Linked DNA regions of Homo sapiens: region 1 is linked to region 2. The links are chromatin loops, found by intact Hi-C in ENCODE. Cell type or tissue: transverse colon. All regions are shown on one strand. Each heading gives the region's core, and the rest is flanking DNA. Links, peaks and the distances in the headings are about the cores only.

Evidence for each region. A loop is a pair of places that touch in the nucleus more often than their neighbours do. Peaks named below come from ENCODE experiments on the same cell type or tissue, not always from the same donor. Only the 100,000 strongest peaks of a DNase experiment are listed, where the experiment ranks them.
Region 1: a loop joins it to region 2, with 12 times the contacts of the local background. A loop is called at or near these places in 19 of 110 quality-filtered maps.

Annotation. Positions count from the first base shown.
Region 1 is chr2:148,195,990-148,205,938 of GRCh38, reverse strand. All of the region lies in intron 2 of MBD5 (methyl-CpG binding domain protein 5), which reads right to left. Among named protein-coding and RNA genes, the nearest start is that of MBD5, 180 kb to the right of the region's middle. In transverse colon, for the core only: no CTCF peak of the experiment used is centred there; a DNase peak (open chromatin) is centred at 4,398.
Region 2 is chr2:147,933,580-147,943,490 of GRCh38, reverse strand. ORC4 (origin recognition complex subunit 4) reads left to right here. Exons shown (of 14, transcript NM_181741.4): 10 at 1-55; 11 at 4,243-4,351; 12 at 5,098-5,193; 13 at 5,278-5,345; 14 at 7,793-9,911. The coding sequence ends at 7,981. Among named protein-coding and RNA genes, the nearest start is that of ORC4, 82 kb to the left of the region's middle. In transverse colon, for the core only: a CTCF peak has its summit at 5,536 (motif pointing left); no DNase peak of the experiment used is centred there; H3K27ac peaks cover 371 bases.

The DNA of each region.
Region 1 (9,949 bases), core at 1,332-9,331, 260 kb before region 2:
GAACTCCCGGGCTCAAGTGATCCTCCCACCTCAGCCTCCCAAGTCGCTGGGATCACTGGCTGATTTTTGTATTTTTGTACAGGCAGGGTTTTGCCATGTTGCCCTGACTGTTCTCAAACTCCTGGGCTCAAGGGATACGTCTGCCTTGGCCTCCAACAGTGCTGGGATTACAGGCATGAGCCATTGCAGCCTGCCTATTTTCTACATATTTTTAAACAAAAATATCATTGGTACTGTTTATCCTATTTTTCTCCATGGGTAATTTCTCTGTATCTTTGTTCCAGTGGTTATGTTTATAATTTTATGCAACTTTGTTTTTACAAATAAACATGTAATTTATATCTGTCCTTATTTCTGTATTCAAAATCTATTAGTTCACTGTTATAAGCAATTATAATATTTGCATGCTTTCTATTACTCTGCCCTTTTTCTTTCATTCATCATATTTCAGTTAATGTTTTTCACTATTTTTCCTTGTATTGTTAAATTATGCTGATACTTTTATTTTTTGTCAGCTTTAATTGATATTCTTTGACTTCCAAGTATTAAAGATGAGAAAATTAGTCCACGCCTGTAATCCCAGCAATTTGGGAAGCCAAGGTAGGCGGATCACCTGAGGTCAGGAGTTTGAGACCAGCATGGCCAACATGGTAAAACCCCGTCTCTACTAAAAATACAAAAAAATAAAAATAAATTAGCCAGGTGTGGTGGGGGGTGCCTGTAATCCCCAGCTACTTGGGAGGCAGAGGCAGGAGAATCGCTTGAACCTGGGAAGTGGAGGTTACAGTGAGCCGAGATTACGCCACTGCACTCTAGCCAGGGCAACAGAGAGAGACTTGTCTCAAAAAAAAATAAAATAAAAATAATAAGACAATTGTAAAGACTGGGGAAAAAAAGTGGAGAAAACAGGTAGAAGTGGTATATTTTTAGGGAATATATTTTATTTTTAGGGAATTTTAGTAAACATTTTATATTTATATTTATATATAGTGTCTACATTTTGTTCTTTAGCTCTAATTCCCACATTTTAGTCTTTCTTTTACAGTTAAATCCTTTCAATGCTTGCTGACAGACCTTCTATGATAATTTTCCTGTTTATTTATATCTGATTGGCAGTAGCTCATTTTCTAAGAATGTTTTCAAAAAGTATTTCTTGAGTTCAAAACTGTCTTTATATTTGTTGAGTTCAAAACTGTCTTTAGTATTTAAACTTGAAGACATTTGGGCTAAATTTAAAATATTAAACACTTTCCTTTCTATAAGATCCTGTAGCTGTTACTCCACTGGCAACTGGTACTAAATGTTGATGTGGATAAGACAGACACAAGTCTGACTTTTTCCCCTTCTATTATTGACCTGACTATTCTTTCTTCATGTTTAATGTACAGAAATTTTATGAGGACATGTCTCAGTATTGACAGTTCTAGGTCAACTTTCCCTGGTCCATGGTATGCTCTTTCAATATGTAGATCAAAATTATATTTTAAATTATTATTGAGTCTTATCTTTAAATAATTCATTCTTTTCTACTCTTTTGGTTTTCTTTTGTGTCTTTCTCTGTCTCAGTCTATCTATATACATTCACAAAATTTTATTTCTAATCTTTTTTTTCTTTGGTTTATTTTATTCATTCTTCACATTTTAATCCACAATATTCCTTAAGGTGCTTTCCATGATGTCTAGCCTTTCTTGTGCTCCTTCCAATTTCATATTTGAAATAAATCCTTTTTTCCTAAGTTTGGCCAGCTCATAATTCATCTTCTACTATTGTTTCATGATGTCTTTTCCAGAGTCCTTGCTTTCTGGATTGTAGGTTTTTCCAACAAAGGTGATTGCTTTATTCATTTTTTCTCTTCTCTTTTCTCCCATTCTTTCCCTCTCTCCTTTTCTTTCTTCCTGAAGAAAGTTAAGCATTATATTTTCAGCAAAATTAGAGTTCAGGTTTGACCCTTATACTCTAAAATAGGCAAAAGGGGATGCAAAATTAGAAGGAGCCACATGAAAATACATGAACAGAAGCAGTCTTGGAGAAATTTATCCATGGTAAAGGGCTCTGCAGTGTAGATCCAAGAAAATGATGTCCACAATCTATTCTCTGATCGTACACATAACATACCTTATGTTGCTACAGGTATTGCTTATAATCACAAGTATGGGAACAAAGGTGAGATGAGTTGTCAGCAGAATCTTGCTAGACTCAGCTTTAGAGAAGCATAAAAGACAGGGCTACATAAAGGATCCACAGACAAGCCATCCTCATAGGAAGTATTTTGTTTCTGTTGCAGCGGAGATTACCTTCTTGTGAAGACTTGCAAAATTGCAACAATAATGTGAACCCACCCTTTCCTTGACCCTCCTTCCTAATGCACACGCACCTCTTGAAAATAGGTAGCTAGGTAAAACCATTATATTCTGTCATGAGCAACAGAAGAAGAACAGTAGTAATAACAAAGATAATTCAGGAAAAGAATAAAAAGAATAGCAAAACACACAGACATCAAGCGAGCACTAGAAAAATGTCATCAGAGTGCAAGGGAATGGGTGGAAAATTATTTTTACAGGTTTATTAGCCATTTGCATTTCTTCTCTGATAAACTGCATTTTCAGGTCTTTTATGCAAATAGGCCATCTTTCCCACATTTAATTGTTACAACTCTTTGCATGTTAAGAAAATCAGCATCTTCTTTGTTGCATGTACCAAATATTAGTTCCCAGGTTTCCTTTTAATTTCATTAGTGCCTTTTAATTTCATTTGTGAACTTTCCTAATCATTAAAAATTGTTATGGTAAAAAATTAAAAATTCATTAGTTTACAGCTTTTTTTTTTTTTTTTTGAGATGGAGTCTCGTGATGTTGCCTGGGCTAGAGTGCAATGGCGCGATCTTGGCTCAGTGCAACCTCCACCTCCCAAGTTCAAGCGATTCTCCTGCTTCAGCCTCCTGAGTACCTGGTATTACAGGTGCCTGCCACCACATCTGGCTAATTTTTTTGTATTTCTAGTAGAGACTGGTTTCACTATGTTGGCCAGTCTATTTTACAGCTTTTAAAGAGTTGCTTTTTATTATTTATTTATTTAAGAGATGGGTTCTCACTATGTTGGCCAGGTTGGTCTCGAACTCCTGACCTCAAGTGATCCTCCCACCTCAGCCTACCAAAGTGGTGAGATTACTGGCATGAACCACCACACCTGGCCTAAAGAACTGCTTTTTAAACAAAAAAGTTATTTACCATTGAAGTTACCTCTAAAAAAATCCAATATATGTTCCAAAGATGTTTTAAATTTCTCAAATCACATCAATCCCAAGTGCAAAACTCACTAATAGTTTCTCTTTGTGATTAAAATTAAACCTAAATTTTTAATTCTTTAATATGATCTATAAGCCCCTTACATTTCTGGCCTTGTAATCCCTTCAACCTCATTTCAAACCACTCTTTCTCCCACTTTCTCCATACCAGCAGACTAGATTTCTTGTTGAGCCTCAAGTACAATTGTTTTTGCTGAATCAACAGTCTTTACATTTGCTGTTCCATTCTGCTGCCTAGGTCACTCTTCTAGACATTGCTCACCACTTCCATCAACTTGGAAGTTTCTGCTTGAATATCACTACCTCAGGGAAGGCCTCCCTGACCACTTTATCAAAATAGGACTTCCAATTCCAAACCCAATTACCTTCTATCTATTTACCATGCTTTATTTTTCTCTTTAGAACATATCATATTTTGAAATTATATTATGTAATTATTTACTTGTTTATTGTTTGTCTTCCCTAATAAGGTAGTAAGCTCCATGCAGGCAAGGACTCCATCTCCTTCACTGTTTATGCCAGCTCCTAGTGATAGTGGCAGGAGGCAGTCAAATGCCTAGGCAGATAGAGGCAGGGCCAGTGAAACCCAACCTTCAAGCCAATGACAGTTTAAAGCCTAGCTACAAATCTCAGGTAAATCCAAGGACCGGACTGAGAACTTCTCTTCCTGTTTGGCATGCTTTCCTCCGATTCATCCCTACCCTTCACTTATTTTACATGTACCTACCCTTTCCTAATTTGTTTTCTACACTGTTGTGCCCCTTGAGCCTTTGTTTTAGCCTTTTTTGCATACTCACAAACCAATCAGCACACACTCCCCCAGTCTGAGCCCATAAAAGCCTCAGATCCAGCCACACTGAGAGAGAAACCACCCAACTTCAGGTGGGGGACCACTCTTGCATCCCCTCTCCACTGAGAGCTGTTTCGTCACTTAATAAAATTTTTCTCCACCCTTCTCACCCTTTGATTGTCAGCATAACCTCATTCTTCTTGGATGCAGGACAAGAACTTCGGACCGACTGAACGCGGGTACACAGAAGGCTGTAACACTGTGGCCCTCTGCCAGCAGAGGGCAGCCATCCCATATGACAAGAAGCAGCAGCAAGGCCAAGGCAGCCCTGGAGGTGCAGGCTAGAGCAGGGCAACCGGGCTGACAGAGTTGTTAAGGCGCCTCTGTCTGTCGGGCTGCAGACAATGGGACTAAAAGAGGTCATTAGCATGCTGTAACATCCCCCTCTGGGGCTTCAGGGTCGTGGGTACCCCTGCTTGGGTGTCCCTGTGTTTCCCTCGTCCGGAGACCAGAGCCCACTGTGGGAGTCACTTGCAACACACCTGGTCCAGGAACAAGCCCCATGTGGAGCCCACTCTTGTGCCAGTGCTTGGAATGGCCAGCCAGACCCTGCATTCACTGGCACACACATCTCCTCCTGCCAGGGACTGAGCACGCAGTTGCAGGAGCCGTGGGATCCATGCTGGGGGGCAAGCCAGGCATGGCCTGGTGTGTCAAGTAAACAGGGCATCTCCTGTGGCAAGCCCAGGCCTGAGCAAGGCCTGGGGAGGGGCATCATTGGCCAGAGGTCTCCGGTTGGCAAAGTAATCAAGAAAAATACTGCATCTCTAGAATAATCCCTGGCAGATGGTTGGTACACAACTTTGCTTTATTTTTAAATGAATGAATTAACAAATAAATAAATGGATCATGTTTCCAATGATGAATTTTAAAAAAAGTTTTAAAGCAGCTTTTTAAAAAAGTGCCTTAATAGGTTAAAATAAAGTATACAAAGGCCAACTATTTAGATCAGAAGAACTTCTTTAGAAGTTCTTACATTTAAAGTGTTCCTTAATGATGTGCGAAGTATTTTTAAAAGTCATCAGTATACGTATAATGTCTTTTTTTTTCTGTGTTGAAACCAGATTACATTTCTTTTTTTTTTTTTTTTTGAGATAGAGTCTCGCTCTGTCACCCAGGCTGGAGCGAAGTGGCGTGATATCGGCTCACTGCAAGCTCTGCCTCCTAGGCTCACGCCATTCTCCCGTCTCAGCCTCCCGAGTAGCTGGGACCACAGGCGCCCGCCACCATGCCCAGCTAATTTTTTTTGTAGTTTTAGCAGAGATGGAGTTTCACTGTGTTAGCCAGGGTGGTCTCAATCTCCTGACCTCATGATCTGCCTGCCTGGGGCTCCCAAAGTGCTGGGATTACAGGCATGAGCCACCGCGCCCAGCCCCAGATCACATTTCTGTTCAAAAACAACTTAAGTCTGAATTAGACTTGCTTTTAAGTGCTACATTTTTATAAAAACTGGATTGTATATCTACAAACTCTTTGAGAAAGTACCTCTATTAGATTGCAAAAACCCTGCCTCGGTGTTGCGTAGTTTCTAGTGTGGGCAGACAATAAATATGTAGATTACATATGCATTAGAAAATTTAAATCTTAGGGGGGAAAAAGAAAGCAAGGTAAGGGGGGGACTGCAATTTAAAATAGAATGGTCAGAGTAATTCTTACTGAGGAAGTAACATTTGAGCAAAAGTTTAAAGAAGGTGAGGAAACTATCAATATAGTCAAAATAATGCACTTCAGATTGAGGAGGTAATTTTAAAAGAGGATATGCAAACGATTAAGGAATTTTTCTATCATAAGATAAATGTACAGCTTCCTAAGATGATTATTTTGGAAGACTTAACATTCATTTGGATGGCATGATGTAGTAGTTTAAAAATCAAATCACTTTATTTCTTAGTCATACTTTGTATACCGCATATGATAGTTTCTTTTTGTAGAGAGACACTCATAGGATATATGTTATAGAGAGCTGGGATAATAAAGAAATCCATGACATTTATATTGAAAACAAATCTTTTCTTTTTTTTTTTGAGACAGGGTCTTACTCTGTCACCCAGGCTGGAGTACAGTGGCGCAATCTTGGCTCACTGCAGCCTCAACTTCCTGGGCTTAAGTGATCCTCCCACCTCAGCCACTAGGGTAACTTGGGACCACAGGTATAAGCCACAATGCCAAGCTATTTTTTGTAGAGATGAGGTTTCACCATCATGCCCAGGCTGGTCTCAAACTCTGGCCTCAAGTGATCCATCCACCTCGGCCTCCCAAAGTGGTTAGATTATAGACATGAGCCACCGTGCCTGGCCATCTTTTCCCTTTCAACATATTAGTTTATTCATTTTATTTGTTTATTTATTAAAGGCCACAATTTAAAGAATGACTTAGTATTGAAGTGCTGAAATGTATTAATATGAAAATTACTGTTAAAAGTCTGCCATATTATTTGCCTTTGTGATGGTTAGTTTTCTGCCCCAATTGGATAGGCTAGAGTACCCGGTTATTCAGTTAAACAATACTGGGGTTAATACCTACAATCAGCTGACTTTAGGTAAAGGAGATTATCTTCCACAATCTGAATGAGCCTCATCTACTCAGTTGAAAGGCCTTAAGAGCAAAGCTGAGATATACTTGAAGAAGAAATTTTGCTTCAAGACTGCAGGATCAGCTCCTGCCCGAGAGTTTTCAGCCTGTGGCCTTCCTTACAAATTTAATACTTGCCAGTCCCTTAGTTGCTTAAGCCAATATCTTGAAATAAATTTCTATAAATGTACATATACATGCATAAATACATATATGATATATTCATATATATATAATATACACAGATATATACATATACACATACATACATATACACATACATACATATATATATTCCCCCCTACTGTTTCTCTGGAGAACCCTGAACAATACAATCCTCCTCTTAGACCAGATTAGAAGCTACTCTAGGAAAGTCATCATGTCCTCTTATGATCCCTGTGTTTAATATAGCTCATAGCACGATGCTTTCTTGATGGAATAATTTATAGAAGAATATTTTAATTTCATAGGTAGATGGAATGTACTTTTAACCATTAAGAAGCAGAAGTTATCATATGAACATTTATAAGCTTTTTTCCTTGCCATTTCATTATAAATATTTATAACTTTCATAGAATGAAATCAAAAGATAAGAAAAATGACAATAAAAAATAAAACAAAGTGCTTATATCTAATATATATGATGAACTTACTATGAAAACATGTAAAAATCACTGTAACTCATCTATAGGAGAAAACCTAGACTTATTTATTGTTCTTTATATATTATGATATCATAATATATAAAACCTCACCAAATGCTTTATGTACATTATTTCCTTTACTCCTTGTAACAACCTGAAACAGGTAATTTTTGTATTCCCATTTACAGAGGAAGCCAATGCACAGAGACATTGAGAAACAAAGGTAGAAATTTGGTGGTAGAGTTGTCTTGGGACCATTAGAACTCAGGTAGTTGTGGTGATAAACATGTTGGATCTACAGACACATACGAAGGCAATAAAAAAGATGCAATCTTGATAGACATTAAATTCAAATCAAAACAATTATATTTCCATTTTATGTTTTAGTGAAAAAAAGAGGAAAATGTTAATAGCTATCAAGACTCTGGAGAAAAAATCTGTATTGATTATGGCATTCATAAGTTAGTGTAGCCAGTCATTAAGAATTTCACTTTGGGAGGCTGAGGCGGGGAGATCACCTGAGGTCAGGAGTTTGAGACCAGCCTGGCCAACATGGTGAAACCTCATTTCTACTAAAAACACAACAATTAGCTGGGCATGGTGGTGGGTCCCTGTAATTTCAGTTTACTCTGGAGGCTGAGGCAGGAGAATCGCTTGAACCCGGGAGGTGGAGGTTGCAGTTAGGCGAGATCATACCATTGTACTCCAGCCTGGGTAAAAAGAGCAAAACTTTGTCTCAAAAAAAAAAAACAAAAAAAAAAACAAAAAAAAAAACCTCAGATGCTATGACACAGTAATTCTACTCCAAAGAATAGTGCCTAAGGAAATAAATAAAAGAAAGAAAACACTAAATCACATATAACAGCAAAATGTTATAAGTAACCTAAATGTTCAAGCACAGAAGAATGAAGCATCATACTTTATTAATAGAATACGTAACCATTAAAATAATGAATATGGAGAAGGGTTTCCCAAGTTAAGTTCCATGGAATATAGAACTAACATGCTCTTTGCAAAGTGTATGCTATATGATCTTGGAGACCATTACACACATTAGCACACTGAAGGCTTTCTTGCAGGAAGGAAACTTCCTTTGCTGTTCTTTAATGTGGTACTTTCCAAACTTACCTGGAAACAGAACCTTTTTTTGTCCTAATTAATTACTGCTGCATAACAAACAATCATTAGTTTGTTTAAAAATTTAGGCAGAGTTCAGCAGGGATAGTTTGTCTCTGCTCCACTTGGTACCAGCTGGGGCACCTTTAAGGCTGGGAACTGAAATCGTCTGAAAACTTGCTCCATCACATGCTTGGTGTGGTTGCAGCCTCTCACGTGGCTCAGTCTTCCTCACAATATGGGGACTGGGATTTCAAGGGTGAGTATTCTGAGAGAGATCCTAGCAGAACGGGATTGCCTTTTATGCCTAAGCCTTTGAAGCTACCTAGAGTCACTTCCACCATATTCTATTGGTCAAAGAAGCCAAATTTCAGGAGGAGGGGAAATGGAATCTACCTCTTGATGGGAGAGTATAAAGAATATAAAGAGCATGTGGGATCTGGAATATTTCTGTAGCTGGTTTTGGCAAATATAAGTTGCCATACTTTTGTTCAAGTGAGATATATTAATTTTCCAATTTTGGCACATGTGGATGGAGGTACACCAAATGCTATACAATCTATATTACATACAGATTTGTTTATACACACACACACACACACCAGTGCAAATGGCACCCCCACTCCCTTTGCTTATAAAAGAGCCTACTTTGTCTGACACAATAAAATAATCCCAAACATGAATGAATTAGGCAATTTTCATTCAAATTCATAGAAAATAACAAGAGGAATCATGGCTAGCTCTGGCTCACGGATTTCCCATTTGGTAAGCTAGGTTACCATATGATCTACATTCTTGCATTTCATAAAAGACACCAAGTTTTAAAGATACTAAGTCATACTGTTATTGCTGATGACAAAAATTTTAATTTTACATAGAAGAAATAGACACAAATGGAGATGTACCTATTTTGGTAAACACAATTCTGAGTAACAAAGCTTACCTAAGAGATTGATTCTTTTAATACCAATGTCTTCTGGAATTTTCTTTCTTATGAAAGGGACTCTTTCAGAATGCTTCCCTCATATAGTTATAGGCATTACATAAAGGAAACCATTTTTTTTTAGTAGTGGCACAAAAATATTTTAAAATAGCTACTTCTAATTACCTACACTAGTCATAACAGATTACGGCAATATAAATGAAACCGTAGTGGAAAGATCTAACATCCATGGAAATTTAAAACAATGAGAAATGGAACTATTACAAAAAATTACCTCCTATACATTCTTTCTCAAGAACTTCCTGGAGGACTTGCTCCAAAAAATGAGACGGCAAATTAAGGAAAAAAACAAAAGATTAAGAAACATGAGTTTCAACATAGGAGAAAGGAAATCGTCATGTAAGAGGATAAGTGATACCAATGATACCTGTGCAAAGATAACAGCCAGGCCAGACTGCAACAAGTTGTTACTCAGCTTGAGGGCTGTCATCATCAAGATCTCCCACCTGCTATTTTAATG
Region 2 (9,911 bases), core at 1,904-9,903:
ACTACAGAAGCATTTCAATATCAGCAAAAACCTGCGGTCATTACACATGCTATTGGTTTGTATTAGTTTTGTTTTATTGCTTGTTGCTTTGTTTTTGTTTTTAATAGTGACGGGGTCTCACTTTGTTGCTCAGACTGGTTGCGAACTCCTGGCCTTAAGCCATCCTCCCACCTCTGCCTCCCTAAGTGCTGACATTACAAGCATCAACCACTGTGCCCAGCCTACTTTTATCATTTTCTATCTTTCATTAGATAATTAAGTTTTTATGGGAATTGATTAAACCTGTAGGTAAATTTTGGGAGAATCGACATGCATTGGAACACTACATCGAGTGTTCCAATCTCTGAATAGGGTTCATATCTCCTTTTATTTGATTTCTTGTTTGATTACTTTCATCAGCATTTTATAGCTCTTACTACACAGATGATGTACTTATTTAATGTGTATACCAATATTTAATTTGTTAGAACAATTGTAAATGGGTTTTGAAATTTTGGTTTCCCACATATTCATTACATTTCCCACATATTCATTACATATAGAATATGTGATTGATTATATATATACACATTAATATATAGAAATGTGATTGACTTATAGTCTATGCTGAACTCACTTATTCTAAGAGGTTTTTTAATAGATTCCTTGGGACTTTTGATGTAGACCATTACATTTTTCACAAATAGTGACGGTTTTTTTTTTCTTTCCAATCTGTATGCCTTTTATTTCTTTTCTTGCTTTTTTGCAATGGCTAGAATTTCCAGTGTTATGTTGAATTAGAGCAGTGAGAGTGGACATCCTTTCTTGTTCCCAGTCTTAGGAAGAAAGGATTCAAACTTTTACCATTAAGTATAATGTTAGCTGTAGGTTTTTTATACATGTTCATTATCAGGTTGAGGTAATCCTCATCTGTTTGTAACTTGCTGAGAGTTTCTTATAAATGGGTGTTGGATTTTGTCAAATGCTTATTCTCGATCGTTTCGCATGACCATGTTTCTCTTTAACCTGTTGATATATTTGATTATGTTATTTTTTGAGTGTTGAACCAGCCTTATATACCTGGAATAAATCCTACCTGGTTATGATGTTTTGCCAAGTAATTATATCTTAAGCTTACATAATACCAATATCAAACAAGAAGTACTTAATTGTTCTGAAAATTAACTTTCTTCACTAAGAGTATTTGGTTTTAGTCTAATATTTCTAGAAAATTATGGCAAATACCTTTGAAAGACAAGATAGTTTTGGTTTCATAGAAAGGTCATTTTTAATAATAATAGAATAATAATGACAGTAGCTACCATTTATGGACTGGCATATGAGCCAAGTACTGTTGATGCTAGTAGTACCTATATTATGTCTGGCCATTGGAATAATCTTATTTTTTATTCTTACCCCTAAAGAAATTGAGGCTCCTTAAAGCTAAGTAACTTGCCGAAGGTCACACTACTAGTAGATAACAAAGCCAGGACTTAATCCAAAGCTCTCTGGCTTCAAGTTTGTGTCCTACTTGGCTGTATGGTTCACCCATGTTTATATACAAGTTTTCTTTCCTCATTGCTGCTTCTGCTGAGGAATTTAAGTCTTTTTATCCCTATTTACTTTTCTTCTATTGTCAAAAGCATACTGCCATTTTCAGCATATCATGAAGGAATTTGGGGACTAGTAATTTTTAGAGGAGGGGTGTGTGTGTGTATGTGTGTATGTATATATATATACACACACATCTCCATCTGGGAAAATATCTCTGCCTCAGTATTGTCAATATTAACGGCCATTGTTCTGCCATTTTTCTATTACATTTTTAATTCATGGTAATGAATTAAATAATGGCTTGTTTTTTGTCATATGGGATTCTACTTTGAGGGCTGCTTACTCATATTCTTAGCTCATCCCATTATTTGTTGTCATTGTCTTACTGTGGAAGCTCATTATAGATTACAGATTTTCAGCCTCTCCAGTAACCAGAGAAATACTACAATTAAACTTTTTTTTTCTTGCCAATCTAGTGGGTGTTAAAGATTATGCTTGATGGTATCATGACTGTGACTATTAATATTTATTGCTGCTGCCAATGTAAATATGTGTAAGTGCTTTGGAGAGCAATTTATTTAGCAAATTAGGTAACTAGAGAAACATACTAATTAGAGAAAGTCTAGTTACCTAATGCACAGGAAGACATGTCCAAGGTTGTTTATTGCAGTCTTGTTTATAATTGGGAAAAAAAAAGAAATGAAAGATGTCTGTCAATAGGAAATTAGGAAATGAATAATCGTGGATATATACAAAGAAATATAATGAAAAAATGAATAAACCAGAATTGATACTGCCTCAACATGGGTAAAACCTCACAGTGAAGAGAGTTGTGAAGATACAATATATTTATATAAAAGTTGAAAATTACTCTGTTGTATAATACATGTATATGTAGTAGAAGTATTAGGTTGGTGCAAAAGTTACCATTACTTTCAGTGCCCAAAATGGCAATTACTTTTGCACCAACCTAATAGTATAGACATACTTGGTTGTTTTATGTGGGGAAGAGTAGAGTCCAATCCGGAGGAGATGGGCTTCAACTCTAAAATCATATTTCTTAAGCAGGTAAAGTAGTCATAGATATTTATTATTCTCTGTTGCCTTTGTATATGTTAAAAAAAATTTATGCCTTTGTGTCCTCATAGCTTAGCTCCCACATATCATATCAGTGAGAACATACGATGTTTGGTTTTCCATTCCTGAGTTACTTCACTTAGAATAATAGTCTCCAGTCTCATCCAGGTCACTGCAAATGCTGTTAGTTCATTCCTTTTTATGACTGTGTAGTATCCATAGTATATATATACCACATATATATATATATCCATATATCCATAGTATATATATACCACAGTTTCTTTATCCATATCCATAGTATATATATACCACAGTTTCTTTATCCACTCGTTGATTGATGGGCATTTGGGTTGGTTCTACGATTTTGCAATTGTGAGTTTTGCTGCTATAAACATGCACATGCAAGCATCTTTTTCAAATAATGACTTCTTTCTTTTTCAAATAATAACTTCTTTTCCTCTGGGTAGATGCCCTGTAGTGGGATGGCTGTATCAAATGGTAGTTCTACTTTTAGTTCTTTAAGGAATCTCCACATTGTTTTCCAGTGGGGCGAGGGATAAAAGACTACAAATATGATGCAGTGTATACTGCTCAAGTGATGCATTCACCAAAGTCTCACAAATCACCACTAAAGAACTTACTCATGTAACCAAATACCACCCATACCACAATAACTTATGGAAAAATGAAGTTAAAAAATAAAAATTAAAAAATTAATAACTAAAGGAAAAAGGAAAGGAGAGAGAAAGGGAGGGAGCACTGGCAATCTAGGTCCCAACCAGTAGGAGAATGAAGGACAAGGATTGCCAAACTCTCTGCCCAGCTAATCAGTTGCGCCCTTGTTAAGGTGAAGGAGAGTTTCTTGGATAATTATATCCCAAATATTGCATGGCACATACTACTAAGAAACTATTTATTGTTTATTTGAAATTGAAATTTAACCAGAGGTCATGCATTTTTATCTGCTAAATCTTGTAACCCTAAATGACCAAATTTAACTTTCATGAAAAATACAAATAAAGAAGGAAGGAAGGAAATCTTCAAATACTTGAGTAGCAACTCTGGTCCAGGACCTCTGTTCATTTTTGAACAGAGAAGCAGCACAAGAGAAGGAGACTGTGCTTTCAAGGAGAGTTATTCCTGAGTATAAATGTGCTATTTTCTTTTCTTTTTTGTACAATTGAACATAAAACAGCTAACTTCTGTCTAAATTAATACTAACCTGGCTGGATGATTGGGTGGTGAAAAAGTTAACAAGTAAGGCGTAGATCTGCCTTTTGGGCTTGTGTTTGGGGCTTTTATTAGTAAGTATTCTTAATTATTTTCAGTTTCTTCTCCTTGACCTACTCCTCTTTAAACATTGTTCTTCCAAGCAGTAAGTAAACAAGTTATGCAACTGGGATGGGTTAGAGAGAGCAGCAGGAACTTTTTTTATGCTTTACATCTGCAGTTATGTGACACACAAATTGAAATACTGTATTTTAATACAACTGAATTTGAGAATACCTTCCTAAGCATTAATATTTACTCTCCCTTAAGAATTAACTATACAAATTCAGAAGTTTTGCACAGTATCTCCAAAATGCCCATGTAAATACGTAATTGTTTTTCTGATCTGTCTTTCCCTAGATGCTTGCTTTAAATCGAGTAACAGCATCGCACCCATTTATGACTGCCGTAGATCTAATGGAAGCAAGCCAACTGTGTAGCATGGACTCGAAAGCAAATATTGTACATGGTGAGAACCCAGCCTTATTTTTTAAATTGTGGTTTTTAAAACTTTGAATTTAGATAATGGAATGTTTTTAAAATTACAATTAACGTGGGCATAATGCTTTATAAAATACTTTCGTATCCATATAGCCTTTAACTTAGTCCTTTTAAAGGTACTATCACTCCCATTTAAAGTGAAAAAAAAATTTGACGCTCTGCCTCTTTTGCCACATTGGAAATCCAGGTAAGACTGTGTTGCTGATGTTATCATTGTATCAAGAACTACTGAAGAGCATTCTCTGGGTTTCAGTCATTTTGGGTTTGTTATTTCCTTTTCCAAATGTAATGAACCTTTTCCTCTCCGGGGAAAAAAGGAATACACAGATTTGGATATAATTTCCAGGAGTTTAGGAAGTCTCTAGATAAATCCTACGCAAAGGCCCTGTGTGATTTAAAGTCACATAACAATTGAAGTTTATTTTGTTTACTGTGGGCCATATGGTGAGTGCCTGATAATATTTCGCCAATCTTTGTGACATTTCTAAAAGTTTAAAAATATCCTTATTTTGCAGATAGGAAAAAAACTAAGCTCAGGGAGGTTAAGTAACTTAAATTTATATAGATAATTGAAACACATTGAAATCTAGAAGAATCTTGACCTTCTTCACCCCTCAGAACCATAGATCTTTCACTATATTGTATTCTTTGGAGAACAGTTATTTCAGTCTTATATGTCATTAAACTGATAGTTTTTTTTCCCTTTTACTGTAGGTCTATCAGTCTTGGAAATCTGTCTTATAATAGCAATGAAACATTTAAATGACATCTATGAGGAAGAGCCATTTAATTTTCAAATGGTCTATAATGGTGAGATGAGACTTAAGTAGCTTTTTTCTGACTCTTCCCCACTGCTTATTTGAAGGTATAATGTTGTCATTGCTTTCTACTCAGAGTTTCAGAAGTTTGTTCAAAGGAAAGCACATTCCGTTTATAATTTTGAAAAACCTGTTGTCATGAAGGTAAGATTTAGTTTGCTGTCATTTTTCTACAGACAAGTATATTTTTTACATCCAATTTGATTATGTATTAAAATTGCACTTTCATTTTTAAACATTAAGTATTATAGAGATTTTTTTCAAAACAAGAAAATTATCTAAAAATGAAATATTTTGGAAAAATCTGAGGAAGTGACCGGTTGTTTTAGTTTGTGGAGGTATACTGCCCTCTGCTGTCTCTTCAGAGCACTTGCATCCCGAAAACAACTATTCAGTATAGTGTGTGATATAACCTTTCCCTTTCCAACCCAAGGATTGGCTTTTATAATCTCAGCAGTAAAAGGAGAAAACAATGAAAATTAGAGCCATTAAGAAACTTAAAAGACAAAATCTTATTGGCCTGTGAGGGCATACAGAGAAAGTGTTATTTGGGGGCTGAGTCATGAGTTTTACAACTTCAGGACTTCATGTAGATTACCATTGTCCACTACAAAGATAATGTGAGCCATGTAATGTAGTTTTAAATTTTCTAGTACCTGTAAGAAAAATAAAAAGGTTTAATTTTAATTATATATTTAATGCAACATATCAAAAATGTGTCATTCTATAATCATTATAGAAGAACAGTAAGGTATTTTACATTCTTTTGAATTAAGTCTTTAACATTTGGTGTACATTATATTTAAGCACATCTCAATGGCCTAAATGTTTACTGGAAATTCTTGCTGTTTAGATTCCATAAAATGTATAGCTGAGAAAGTAAATTTACATTTTGAAATTGTTCTAAACATGCTCAGAATTTTCTAATAGAACTAAATATCCATTTTTAAGTTTAAAAAAAAATTGAGTCACACATTGAAGTGCTCAGTAGCCTAGCGTGGACAGTGCAGCTCTTGAAGATTTTAAGGAAAGAAACTTTTAAAACAGTGGATTCCCCAAGTCCATTGGCATCCCTTATAGGCCCTAGTAACCAGAATTTCATTTCTTGTAGCAACAAAAATGAGTACAGAGCATTGCCATTTCTTCAAAGAAACAGGAAAAGTATTTTACAATACTGGAGGGTTTTTTTCCCCTAATAGTCTTATTTTGTGAGAGCTGTGAAAATGGAAAGGTTACCCAAGTATTTAAATTTTTTTTTTTTTTTTTTTTTTGAGATGGAGTCTCCTGTCGCCTACGCTGGAGTACAGTGGCGGGCGCAATCTTGGCTCACTGCAACCTCTGCCTCCCAAGTTAAGCGATTCTCCTGCCTCAGCCTCCTGAATAGCTGGGATTACAGGCGTGCACCACTATGCCCATCTAATTTTTGTATTCTTAGTAGAGACAGTGTTTCACCATGTTGGTCAGGCTGGTCTCAAACTCCTGACCTCATGATCCGCCCACCTCGGCCTCCCAAAGTGCTGGGATTACAGGCGTGAGCCACTGCGCCCAGCCTGCATTTAAATTCTCAATAATTTGTAGCTGCTCATTTCTGAATTTTCAATTATGAAGTATTTTGCTATTTAGAAATGTTTTAAATCTGCACAGTTCTATTCAGCTCTTAACACCTGCAGCCTCCAGTATTTTCTCATGTTCAGATATGAAGGTATCTGAGCTGTTTCTCTATCAGAAGAATTTATGTGATACATAGAGAATATGTTCCAGTGATGTTTTTTACAGTGAGTTGTAAGAATATAATAGAATCCTCAGGAATCTATTTCAGTGTATCATTATTTAATGGTTAGTATATCATGATTTAATGGTTTTTTTTTTCATAACCTAATAACGTACCTAACACAACACTCAAGGTTAGAAAAGATATAATAGGTGAATATTAAGGATAAGAGGAAGTAGACAAGAAAGAGCCCTATTAAGATGGGGAAGATGGAAGAAGGTTGTGACAGTCTCAGTCAGACTTCTTAGAGGAAACAGGAGCCTGTCCCTTCTCCTCCATGTCCATACTAGCCTGCTGAATCCTTTACTTACAGGATCAGCTGAATATGTCTAGTTGACTCAAGGGTCTTTTTCTGCCTCCCTCTGTTACAGCTGTGTTACCTTTTTACATAGCAAAGCAAAAATAGAGACAGACAAAATATAAATGCAAATCTGAGTAGCCTAGGGAATTGATCAGAAAGTCTTATCTGATTCTTAGGTTTTTACAGAGAACTGGAAACTATTTATTAAAGTACTAGGAGGAGCTATGATAGAGAATGAGGCTAGGAAGAAAACCATATTGTATATATTGAATTAAAGTTTGCCGTGTTTACATTCAACAATATATGGACAAGTAAGTGTGCACTGACACTGTTTTACCTGATAATATGAGTTTTCATGGGGTTGTGAGAGTTTTTTTAATCCTATTGATTGTTGTTACATTTTGCTTCCCAGTACTCTGTTCTGCAGCTGACCAAAATGCTAACTGTTCTCTGGGAGAGAACAGGAGAGTTGTCACTCTCCTCTCCTATTCAACCTAAACTATTTCTTTCATCTTTCAGGCTTTTGAACACTTGCAGCAATTAGAATTAATAAAGCCCATGGAAAGAACTTCAGGAAATTCACAGAGAGAGTACCAGCTGATGAAACTGCTTTTGGATAATACTCAAATTATGAATGCTCTGCAGAAATATCCCAACTGTCCTACAGATGTGAGGCAGTGGGCAACATCCTCACTAAGCTGGTTATGAATATAACCAGTGACTTCAACTTTGGCATTTCATTCATACTTCTGTAGAGAACGGAAAACTATTGTCCATTAACATGATATGCTAAACATTCTATAAACATTCTTGTATTTATGTGAGACTTGCCCATCTACTGTCTTGGCTGTGTCTTGCCTTTTAATCATGAACAGTTACATGATTTATAATTTCACTGATTGAGATTACTTTGTAAGTAGCTGTTCAGAAGAATAAAATATGACTGTTTTAGGGACTAGACCATGTGCTTTTTTAACACTTATATATATAATGGTCTATTTGAAGAGCTCACTTCAACCTAACAGCTAGATGTCTTTACAAACCTTAAACCAAAGGAGTAAAAAAAACAATGGTAAGCACTGAAGTATAATAAGTAACCTTTGGTACAGCAGGTTTGCTGCAGTGTTTTTTTCTGTCCACATGCAAATTTTGGATTCTATCCCAGACCCAGGTTTTCTAGTTCAGAAGACTAACCAGCTTAGTCAGAAGATGGTTCCATGGAAGAAAAAGGCCAAGGAGTTTGAAGATTTTTCTTCTAGACATCTCAAAATGTGGTACTCATACCATCCACATCAGAATCCCTTGTAGGATTTTCTAAAATTACAGATTGTTGAGCCTACCATAGGTCAAAAGGACTGGAATTTTCCTTCTTAACAAGTATAGTCATGGCACCACGTAACATTTTGGTCAATGACATTGTATAAAGGGTGGTCTCATAAGATTATACCATATTTTTACTGTACCTTTTCTATGTCTAAATATACAAATGTTTTACCATTGTGTTACAGTTGCCTACAGTATGATTACAGTAACATTCTGTACAGTGCTATAGCTGAAGAGTAATAGGCTAGGCTATCTGTATAGCCTAAGTGTGTAACAGGCTATATACATATCATCAGGGTCTGTGTAAGTATACTCTGTGATGTTCATACAGTGATGAAATCACCCAAAGACACATTTCTCAGAACGTAGCCCCATCATGAAGTGACGTGACTACCAGAGATTTCTGGAAAAGCACTCCCAAAAGTAATGAGATGTGTATGGCAATGTTAACTGAACCTGTTTGTATTAAAAAGTAAATCCCTATGAGGAATGTGGAAATGTCCGTCAAAGCATTGTCTTTTAAGTAAGTTCCAAGATCCATGAATTAACAGAGGCATATATTTAAAATGAAATTTAATGAGCACTTAGTGACTTCATTTGTTCAAGAATATTTGATTTCCTATTGTGTGCATGGGAGGTTTACAAAAGACAGACTGTCCCTATGCTTGTGCAGCTTACAATCTATTTAACTATTAGAGGCCCTGTGAGATGTAGGCAGTTATTTACAGATGAGAAAACTAACACAGCAGTGGCAATGCTGGGAATGGCCAACAGGCTTGGAATTCAACTCAGTTTAGCACCAAAGCCAGTGCTATTAAGACCTGAAGTTCAACAGTGGATTCCTTACCAAATAGTTTTTAAAGTATGCTCTAAGGAACAATGTTTTAATGAAATCTTGGATACAAAGTGGAATAAAAGGTTTCTGAGCATAAAGTAGCTCTTCAGTAGTTACAACCTATTCTTTTGCATACATAGCCTTTCCTTCCCTGCAAAAAGTTAAGCCTGCTAAGTATTCAGATCCCTGTCATTTACTTCTCAGCAGTCTCATTCAAGCTAAGGCTTGCATACTCAATCTGTGCCGTAGTCTACACATTTTTAGGGGATATTTCACCAAAATACTTGACATGGTAACATCACTATTATATACTAGAAGCAAGAATTTTACACTTATGCTCTAAGTGATCCTTTTAAAAATTTTCTGAACTATTTGAGGAAAGTATTATTTGTCTTAAAGGGTAACAGCCTCATGAAATGACTTGAGGATTCCAATTTCTTATTAGCTTAAGATGTCACTTAAAAGCTGACAGCCCTCATC